Regions from separate parts of the Homo sapiens genome. Here regions 2 and 3 are each linked to region 1. A link is a contact called in ENCODE Hi-C or POLR2A ChIA-PET data. All regions are on one chromosome and are shown on one strand. Each heading gives the region's core, a stretch centred on a gene start or an enhancer-like site at or near the end of the contact. The rest is flanking DNA. Distances are from core to core; before and after follow the strand shown.

What was found. Hi-C counts contacts between places; a loop is a spot of excess contacts on that map. ChIA-PET counts read pairs that join two places held with the same protein, here RNA polymerase II (POLR2A). Pooled maps may share reads with other maps.
Region 2: a loop to region 1 is called in a pooled map, with 3 times the contacts of the local background. The contact joins two enhancer-like sites. A Hi-C loop is called at or near these places in 2 of 50 pooled maps. POLR2A ChIA-PET finds 5 or more read pairs at or near these places in 4 of 52 experiments (HEK293, HepG2, T-cell and 1 more).
Region 3: POLR2A ChIA-PET joins it to region 1 with 11 read pairs in WTC11. The contact joins two enhancer-like sites. A Hi-C loop is called at or near these places in 2 of 50 pooled maps. POLR2A ChIA-PET finds 5 or more read pairs at or near these places in 5 of 52 experiments (Caco-2, H1, K562 and 2 more).

The regions. Positions count from the first base shown.
Region 1 is chr15:74,596,776-74,599,972 of GRCh38, reverse strand. ARID3B (AT-rich interaction domain 3B) reads right to left here. Exons shown (of 9, transcript NM_006465.4): 9 at 1,842-3,197. CLK3-AS1 (CLK3 antisense RNA 1) reads left to right here. Exons shown (of 9, transcript XR_007064715.1): 9 at 1-1,054. Among named protein-coding and RNA genes, the nearest start is that of CLK3-AS1, 17 kb to the left of the region's middle. RefSeq lists enhancers at 1,391-1,685, 960-1,848, 2,464-2,964. Within about 2 kb of position 1,557, at least 33 of the 41 ENCODE cell types and tissues checked have a DNase peak (open chromatin) inside an H3K27ac peak, as active enhancers do.
Region 2 is chr15:74,798,566-74,801,762 of GRCh38, reverse strand. CSK (C-terminal Src kinase) reads right to left here. Exons shown (of 13, transcript NM_004383.3): 3 at 3,035-3,148; 4 at 2,825-2,937; 5 at 2,272-2,491; 6 at 1,258-1,351; 7 at 1,017-1,082; 8 at 841-940; 9 at 661-751; 10 at 168-241; 11 at 1-68. Among named protein-coding and RNA genes, the nearest start is that of MIR4513, 11 kb to the right of the region's middle. RefSeq lists enhancers at 232-1,081, 1,261-1,555, 1,560-1,679, 1,082-1,933, 2,209-3,197 and 1 more. Within about 2 kb of position 1,487, at least 20 of the 41 ENCODE cell types and tissues checked have a DNase peak (open chromatin) inside an H3K27ac peak, as active enhancers do.
Region 3 is chr15:74,762,202-74,765,398 of GRCh38, reverse strand. No RefSeq gene overlaps it. Among named protein-coding and RNA genes, the nearest start is that of CYP1A2, 15 kb to the right of the region's middle. RefSeq lists a cis regulatory region at 1,667-1,765 and an enhancer at 1,658-1,772. Within about 2 kb of position 1,723, at least 3 of the 41 ENCODE cell types and tissues checked have a DNase peak (open chromatin) inside an H3K27ac peak, as active enhancers do.

The sequences.
Region 1 (3,197 bases), core at 308-2,807:
CCCAGGGGACCCTGTGGCTAAGAGTAGAGCTAGGCAGGCACTGCCCAACACCATAGGGGGTGCTGCGGGCCTGTAGGCTTGGTTGGCCCAATTACTGCCCTAATGCCATCGGACAGTGCCCACCAGGGACTCTCTGTCTTGCCAAGGAAGGCCTTAGGCACTGGGCTTTAGACATTTCAAAGTGAGTTCTCATTCACTTGTGTCTCCGATCACACTAGAGTCCCCATTTCACAGACAAACTGCCCAGAGTTTGTCATAGGTCACACAGCAAACCAGCAACTAAGCCCCCTGGTCCCCTAATCTGCCCCAGAAAGGTAGTTTCTCAGCTGTTCTGAGCTTGACAGCATGAACATCCTCAGGAGCCACAGGCAAAGTGGGCTGAGGCTTGGCATTCCCCTCGAGGTCATCTGGCCATTCTGAACGCCCCTCCTCAGCCTGCTTCCTCCGGCTGAGCCATGTGCCCCCGGAACCCCTCTGAACTCTGTTGCCGATCCCTCCCTCCATCTGCGCCTTCAGTGAAGCAGTTTCTTAAAGGAGGGGTCCTTGGTACCGTGGAGGGACAGGACATCTCTGGGAATTCGTACCCAGCTGCGTTCGTGCTGAGTTCTTCATGACCCACTCCTTCCAGCGTCAGCTGGTGGATCCAGGGCTGGGTACTGAGCCGTACTGGACCAGTGGGCCCCCTCCCGGGATCGCTGGACTTGGAGCAGAAGAGTCCCTCCAGGGCTGAAGATTGGACACAGAAAACTTGGGAACTGTCAACTGCCCTGTTATTCACCTCGTGAAAAAAGCTGGATTTCTAATGAGAGCGAATGGAGGTGACAATTCCCAGAAACTGGAATTGGGATGGTGAGATTTTAGTTCAGCCGCCGGCGGTCTCATGCGTGGAGGTGATAAAGTTGAGCTTTGAGGTGGTCTTCAGAGGGAGAGGAATACCCTCTGCGGGCAGAGCTTCCTGGGTTCCGGGCCCTTCCGGACGTCAACACAGGTCCAAATGCCCTTGGGCTCCTCCGCACACCCTGGGTGCAAGAATAAATCCTTCTCTCTGCCGCCATTAGCCTGACTGGCTTCGGTTACTTCGCACAAAAAGCCCTTGCCGAGCAAACGTCCCCGGTGCTGCTCCAAAGGAGACCCCTGCCCTCCTGGAAGCTCCTCCCTGAGGCCGGGTATCCACTCGCCGCTCGCAGCCCTCGCTCTAGCTCCAGCTCCTGTTCCTTTTCCTGCCCACCCCGCCCAGTGAGGAGATCAGCACCCCTTGTCTGTCTCTGTGTCTGTCGGGGTTCGTGCCTCACTGTGTCCAAGCCCGGCTTCTATCCCTAGTCCCTTCCTGTTCGCGCCACTCCTGCTTGCTTTCTTCTCCCCTTCCCTCCAGCGGTGGTTCCAAACCTTCTCTTCCATAAGACCCTCCATTCCGTTTCCCAGAGACCCAGGGGTGCCCCTCGCAGGGGCAGAGGCGCAGCCTGTAGTGGATCTCCCTCCGCGCAGGGCGGGCAGTCTAAGGTCATTCCCGGTCACCCTGCCCCCTCGCTCCCATTGGCTCTGGGGAGGGCACGTGACTCAATCCTGGCCAATGGCGTGGCGGGGCCTGTGGCTTGCTGCCGGGCAGGCTTTTCTAGGAGCTTCTGGGGTAACGCCAGAGAAACCTGCTAACACACAAGGTTAGCTGAGAGTGAGCTCAGTGAGCTTTCCCTTTGAAGAAGGCGTGGGTGAAGGGGAGAAGGTTCAGGAGAAATCAAGGGGTCAGGAGTAGTTCACTCAGTCCCCTTTCACTCTGAAGGAGCTCACCTCTCCCCAGTACTGTCCAGTGGAAAGGCCACTCAAAGCAACTGAGAGAGACCTGCTTGTGTGAAGAGGTAGAGGTTTATTGAAATATAAACATTCGAGAACATGTAAGATAGAAAATAACCACAACATATAGACACTTGCTGCAGGAGGACATCTGAGGTATTTACTCACTGCCTAGGCTACCCATGTGCTATCACATTTTTCCTGGTTAGAATACATATAAGATGGAGAGCAGGAGGGGACAGAGCTGCCCTGGCTGATGGCACCTTCAGGGGAAGCTCTGCTTGGGCCAAGGCCCCACTCGTGGGGGCACCTGCTGGCACCCCTCATCGGGCTCTGGGTGACACCCTGCTGTTGTCCTTGAGGGCAGTGAGGGTTCACTCCAACGGTGTGGCCAGGCGAGCTGCCTGGGGAAAGGGAGAGGATCCAATGACCGGAAAGACACAGTGTGCTTTCCCTGCATCCTCTGGGTGGGAAGAGTCCATCCTTTGTGACCAAACCCCTGAGAAAGACATACTGGCCAAATGTCTGAGACACCTTCAAATGGGCCCAGTGCCAGCCAACTGGGCTCCTCACTGGCACCACGTCCCAGATGCCCTTCTCTGCCCACACCCTGCAGGCTGAGGCCAGAGGAGGTCAGCCCTCGGGAGATGGGGTATGTGTGTGTGTGTGTGTATGTGTGTGGGAGTGGGGGTGAGTGTGTGTGGAGGGCTGAGAGAAGACGCAGTTGAGCAGAGCTGCAGCTTACCGGGCTGAGGTATCTGTTTGTGCTCAAGCTTTTGATTCCCTTTCCTCTCCTACACAGGACTGAATGCGAGCCACGCTGCCACACACACCCACGCCACGCGCGGTGTCTCCCACTGCCACAGCCCCATGTCACAGTGGTGGTGTTCTGCTGAACATTCCAGGGCTTCCTCGACTGAGGTGAGCCGCAAGCGAATCAATTTTCTTTACAGCACAGGAGCTGCCTGCTCCCGCGCAGGGTCCAGGAGGAGCTGTGGAGTTATTCATCTCCTCATACCCTGGGGCGGCTCAACCTCTGGCAAGGCCAGCGAGGACCCCAGCCTGCCTGTGCCCTGAGCTGGGAATGCTGAGTGATGGGGAGGTGTCCTCTGCCTCCCTGGTCAGCTGGGGGTGGGGGTGTGGCAGAAAACGGTCTTCAGAACTGGTACAGTTTCAGGGCCCGACCCGGTGTGAGAGCGGGCCTCTCCACTCCACCTCCCCGCCCCCGCGATCCCTGAGTCGTCTCCCCTGCATGCCTCCACCCACCTCCTCACTGGGCTTGAGGGAAGGGCCAGAGGGGCCGGGTTACCCAATCACTTGCTTGGCTTTGGGGGTGATCTGTTTTCATTTCTTTGGTGCTACGATAAAAATTTTAAAATAAAAAAAAAACAAAAGTCAGCAAAACACAT
Region 2 (3,197 bases), core at 238-2,737, 200 kb before region 1:
TGCGGGCAGCCAGGTCTCGATGCACGAAATTGTTGCCCTCCAGGTATTCCATGGCCTCGCAGACATCTCTGGGGGTAGGCCAGCCACATGTCCCCTCAGACTGGGGCTCCCATAGCAGGGCAGGGTACCCCTCAAACCCTACCCATCCAAGAGGCTGCTTCACTCACAGCGAGAACTTGAGGAGACAGTCTCCGCCCAGCACTGACCGACCCCTAGACCGCAGGTAGTCCACAAGGCTCCCCTGGGGGCAGGAAGGACAGACCAGGCCGAGGTCAGACGTGCCCTGCAGCCCTCTCACACAGCACGCTGGGGCCGGGTGGGTGTTGACACTCCAGGGAGGTGTGAGACAGGGAAGGAGTGGGGAGGGGCCAGAACATCCATGCCGGACACTGCTCTGTGTTATTCATGCCTTATCCCTTGACTCTCACAAATCTCTAAGTTGTTATTATCTCCATTTCCCAGATGTGATGCTGAGGCTTGGAGGTGACATGATTTGTCCAATGTTACAGTCAATGAATGGTAAACCAGGACAAAAGCCCAGCCCTGGTGACCTAAAAGCTCACTTGGGGTCGGGGGACTGAGGGAGCAGGGGCCCTAGAGCACAGTGGGGGTTTCGGGGCAGTTGGAAGGCCTGAGTGCCGGGTCTCGGCAGGTGCCCACCTTGGCCATGTACTCAGTGACGATGTAGAGCCCGCCCTTCTCCTCCACGATCACGCCCAGGAGCTGCACCAGGTTGCTATGCCGCAGTTGCCTGGGGCAGGACGAGAGTGGTCAGAAAGGGGAAGCTGGTGCCTCACTCCTAACCTAGGCCAACCTCCCCCCTACCCCGCCCCCACTCACGTCATGACTGAGGCTTCAGCCAGGAAGGCCTGGGCAGTGGCGTCGTTCTTAATGCACTTGACGGCGACTTTGTTCCCTCGGTAATCGCCCAGCATCACGTCTGGGGGCAGAGAGGTGGTCTTGTTCCCAAGTTCGGAGTCCCTCAGAACCCCCCCAGGGGGCCCGGCCCAGCTCACCTCCGAACTCCCCCTTCCCGATGGTCTGCAGCAGCTTCAGCTCCTTCATGTTCAGGGCCCAGCCGCCTGTGGGGAGGGGCCAGTGAGGGCCTGGAGGCCACTAGGGACATGGCTGGGATGACAGAGGCTGACTGGACTATCAGGCACTGGGGTTCTCTGGAGGTTCCTGGATGGGGCAGTGCCAGGAAGCCTGCGTGGGAGGAGGTGGGTGGGCAAGAGGTCTGGGGTGGGGTGCACTCACTGCGGTAGAACTCATCCTGGGCCGCCACTGTGCCCTCCATGACCTTTGGTTTAATGAGGCGCGTACAGAGTCCATCTGCGTCTGAGGTGTAGTGCTGCAGGGTGTGGGGGGCAGGGTGCTCAGAGACAGCCCAAGGTGCCCCATATGCACCGTCCAGGCCTGACCACCAGAGGGCGGCAGAGGCCAGCCCCGCCTAGCCTGGAGTCACTGAGTGGGGAGGGCTCCCCATTTCTGGTAGGGCAGGGGTTAGGGAAGTCCCAGATTATGACGTATGGCCCATTTCCCATGCCACCCTACATGCGGTTGCTGGACACTCAGCTGCTGCTACCACTCTGGGCCCCATGGGTATCTGATGCAGAGGGCAACCCATGGCTCAGTCCTGAAACCAGCCTCTAGCCAGGAGTGCCCAGGACCCCACCCTCACCTGCCACAGGCCAAGCCAGGCCAGTAGGGGAGGGAGATAAGAGTGAATACAGAGGGACACGGGAGGCTTCCTGTGGCTACCGGATGCCAGGTGTGGCCTGGCCAGGGCTGGCAGAGCTGGCCTGGGAAGCTGCAGGGACCTGTGGGCATGTCCGTGCAGGTGCGAGAGCCTCAGGGGCCCTGGCGATCAAGGCGCATGGCTCATGTTTCTGCACACGCTTCTGAGCATGCAGGTCTGTGAGTGGCTGGAGGAAAGTTAGCTCTGGGATCAGACAGACTCAGATTCTAGTCCTGGCACCAAATTATATCTGTGGGACCTCAGGTGGGTCCCCTAACTGCTCTGAACCTTCAACTCCTGGTCTATAAAATGAGGATAAGGCTCCCCTCCTCATGGTGGCACTGTGGGGTCAGAGGTGAGTCCTGGCACGCAGCAGCTGCTCCACCAAGGTGTGAGGAAACAAGGGCTCACAGAAGTTGCCCCACATGGCTGGTCACCACGCAGAAGCAGTGGGGCTGGAGCTAGAAGCCAGGGCCCCAGATGGGTTTAGGGTGTGTGAGGGTGGGAGCAAGGCTCTGTACCCCCCAGCTCACCTCCACCAGCTGCATGAGGTTCTCAAAGTACACCTCCTCGTCGATGCTGAGCTTGCTGGCATGGTACATGATGCGGTAGTGCTCCACCTTGCCGTCGCAGCTCACGCACAGCGTGTAGTCTCCGGGGTAGTTGGTGCTCTCCCGCACCAGGAACAGGCCTGTCTCCGGCGGGTACAGAAGCCGCTCAGCCTGCTCCCGTGTGATCTTGCCGTGGAACCAACTGGGGAGCAGCAGGGCTGGAGGTCATGGTGGCCCAAAGGTACTGACCCTGGCTCCCCTTTCTGAAGGGGTTCCCTCTGCTTGGCACCCGTGGCTCGCACTCGCTCAGTCAGGCATTTGAGGCCCTCTTCTTCTGCTCCCTGTCCCTTCTTTGCCACCCTCCTGCCTCTGCCCCCAGCCCTGCTCTGTGAGGTCCCGCACCCGCACCCTGCACCTCCTCCTGAGGCCCTCCCCAACACCCAAGCCCCTCACTCTGGCCTCCCTGCTTGCTCCTGATGCTCCTTCAGGAGGACCAAGGCCCCTTCCCTCCCCAACCCCTCCTCGTGGTACTCACGGCATGAGGCTGAGTTTGGTACCCGCCTTCACGCCCTCCCGCTTCTGGACGTAGTTGGCTGGGATGATGCCCTCACGGCCCACCTTGTTTTTGGCTTTGTACCAGTTGGGGTCCTGGGGAGAGGGCAGCCCAGACATGCTCTCAGGCCCACCTCCCCCTGCAGAGGGAAGGCCCAGCAGTGGGATGGTGGGGTGGGCGTCACCTGATTACCTTGGTGACGGCCACAATGGTGAGCACGTCTCCTTTGCAGAAGGGCAGGTCCTGCTCGGCAGTGCCGTGGAAGTTGTACTTGGCAATACATTCTGTACCGGATGGCCAGGCGGCCTGCAAGGCAGGTGACACGTGGGCGGGTGCAGCCTGGGCCCCCTCCAGC
Region 3 (3,197 bases), core at 474-2,973, 170 kb before region 1:
TGCCGATTGTAGGTGCAGCCAAGCATCTCTTTATATTTTAAAATATATTTGTGTCTGTTAACAGTTCATGTTTTTCATCTATTTTTTACTGGATTGTTGTTTTTTTTTTTTTTTTTGCTTTTTGTTTTTTGACATGGAGTCTTGCTCTGTCACCCAGCCTGGAGTGCAGTGGCGCGATCTCAGCTCACTGCAACCTCCGCCTCCCTGGTTCAAGCAATTCTCCTGCCTCAACCCCCTGAGTAGTTGGGATTACAGGCACGTGCCACCACGCCCGGCTAACTTTTGTATGTTTAGTAGAGACGGGGGTTTCACCATATTGGCCAGGCTGGTCTCGAACTCCTGACCTCGTGATCCGCCCGCCTTGGCCTCCCAAAGTGCTGGGATTACAGGCATGAGCCACTGCGCCCGGCCTGGATTTTTTTTTTTTAATAGGAACTCTATATATTAAAGAAATTAACCTTTAATCTGTGCATCATTCAGGGTCCCCAGCAGGAAACAGTTTAATTCGAGGAAGGATTAATACAGAGATTATTACACGGGGTTAGGCAGGGAACGGTGGGGGCCCTGAGAGGGTAGTGCCTGAAGAATGCTACTGGGGGAAAGAGCTGCATGGAGAGGATTGCCTCAGAGGACACATCCCCATCTCCTGTGAGAGCCTCCATTCTATGAACCCGTCTAGGAGCCAGAGGGCCAGGGAGTCTGTGGATAGAAGCCCCACAGGTCAGCTTCCCCTCACAGAGCACGGGATGGAGGGGGACTGAAGGGGAGAACTGGAAGCCAACCGGCTTATGTTCCTTGTGTGTCTTCCAACTTGGTTATGATTCTTTGGAATGCAGAAATGATTGATTTTTATGCAGTGGAATCAGTCTTTTCTTTTGCCGCTTCTGGACCTGTGTCAAACTTAGAAAGGCTTTCTCCACTCTCATACTACTTTAAAAAAATCAATTCCTTGCCAGGTGTGGTGGCTCACACCTGTAATCCCAGCACTTTGGGAGGCCAAGGCGGGCGGATCACCAGGTCAGGAGATCAAGACCATCCTGGCAAACACGGTGAAACCCCGTCTCTACTAAAAAATACAAAAAATTGCCAGGTGCGGTGGCTCACGCCTGTAATCCCAGCACTTTGGGAGGCCAAGGCGGGCAGAACACGAGGTCAGGAGATCGAGACCATCCTGGCTAACGCGGTGAAACCCCATCTCTACTAAAAATACAAAAATATTAGCCGGGCGTGGTGGCGGGCGCCTGTAGTCCCAGCTACTCGGGAGGCTGAGGCAGGAGAATGGCGTGAACCTGGGAGGCAGAGCTTGCAGTGAGCCGAGTTTGTGGTGGAGGCACTGACCCAGAGCGCAGCCTGTCTGGTGTGCGATGGTTGCTGAAATTTGCCCAACTGTGCTCAGCTACTTGTTTTATCACTGTGGACCCCCAAAACTCTGGGCAGGGCCTCAGCTTCCCGCCCCCCACTACTGCTGTCCAAGGAGGTAGAGTTACCAGTCCAGGTCTCCCAGCCCTCAGATGTAACCATGGCCCGCCAGCAGGAGCAGAAGCATGCTTCCCAAACCTGCCTGATTACCCAGCCAGCCACCCCACTCCAGCCCCCACCTTGGAGGAAGCACTAATCTGGGGACTTTGAGATTCCATGATTCTCACGGCAAGAAGGACTCTCAGACACGCGAGCCAGCGGCTCCCTTGGCCCTGAGGGCACAGGAGATAGAGGCACACCTGTAAACACATGCCTGGCTACAAACACGCACATACCTGGCTGGCGTGCTGAGCCACCTGAACTGACACCTGGAGAACTCACGCACAGGCATCCACCTGACCACTCCAGGCCACATCTGCCCATGCGCATGCACCCGCTGAGAGCTGGCACTCACGTCTGTTGTTGCCTTATCGACACACCCGAGACTAGGGTTCAAAATGCGTGCCCACGCCTGCTCCCAGCCCCTGCCGGCCCACTGGCACTTTCAGCTGGGCCACCCCAGGTCAGCAAGGCCCAGGGCAGGGTCAGTTTCAGCCAGGCCCCCCAACTCTTCATATTTTCTAGCTGGGGAAATTGATGTCCAGAGTTTCTGGTCAGCAGCCAGCCTGGTGGGGACCCTCTGAGCTATCCTGCTAAGTGTGGATAGGCACGGTGCAAGAACAGCTCCTCATCTGCTCCTGGCCTCCTCCCTGACCCCTGCCTTTAAGAGCCCCCATCTGATGGTGGAGCTGCTGAGACCCCTGGAATGAGTGTGATTGTGTATGAGAGAGAGAGAGGAATGCGGGCCTGTAAGGGAAGTGTCACTACACAAATGAAACTGAGCTGAGTGTTCCAAAAATTTGGGGGGAGAGCATCCCCCAGCCCTCAACAGCATGCCCTGTGCTCTCCAGAGGCATTTCTGGGACCACACCCCTATCTGCAGCACAGGCGTTTTGGCCACTCTGAGCTGGGCCCTTCTCTCTCTCATGTTTTCTGGCTCAGCTGCTGGGTCCCTGATCACCCCTAGTCTGGCTCCTTTCCCTCAGCCTCTCATGCAGTTGGCCAGCATTCCTCGAGACGACTCCGGAACAGGCTACACACGGGGGACACAGAGATGAATGAGAACAGGGCCCTAGACTCTTGTGGGGAACCCAGCCCAGCCCCAGAGAGAGGGTCTGGGACCATCTTCTCTGAAAGAGGGGGCGGGGGAAGCCAGTCCAGGTGGTGAAAACAGGATGTCCCAAGGGTGGCAGGCCTGGAGTGCACAGAGGCCCGCCCCTTGAGCAGCATGGGGGTCTCCAGACTTCCCTGGGGCAGACGTCAGGGGGGCGGCGGCCTGTCCCACTGGGAGGTGAGTTTCCTTCCGGCAGCTCCTTCTCACGCAATGGGCGGGAAGGGGTTGGGGGCCCATTGTTCCCTGGCACGCTACCACCCCCAGCCCTCCCCAGCTTCTGGGTGGGGGGAGCAGTGGAAGGAAGTGGGCTGAGCCCAGGCCCTGGCAAGACCCCAGTGAGAGAGCGCAGGGTTTGGGGAAATGCTGGCTCACGTGTGGGCCTGGTGTGTGCACAGCTGCACATGCCACACGTGTGTCGGGGGTCCATCTTGCCCTGAGTCCACCTTTCTCAGGATTTCTGGTGTGTGTGTGTGTGTGTGTGTGTGTGTGTGTGTGTGTGTGTGTGTTGTACCCTGACCTGTAATTTGGCACTTTACACACATTATCTCATTAAACCTCCCACCCA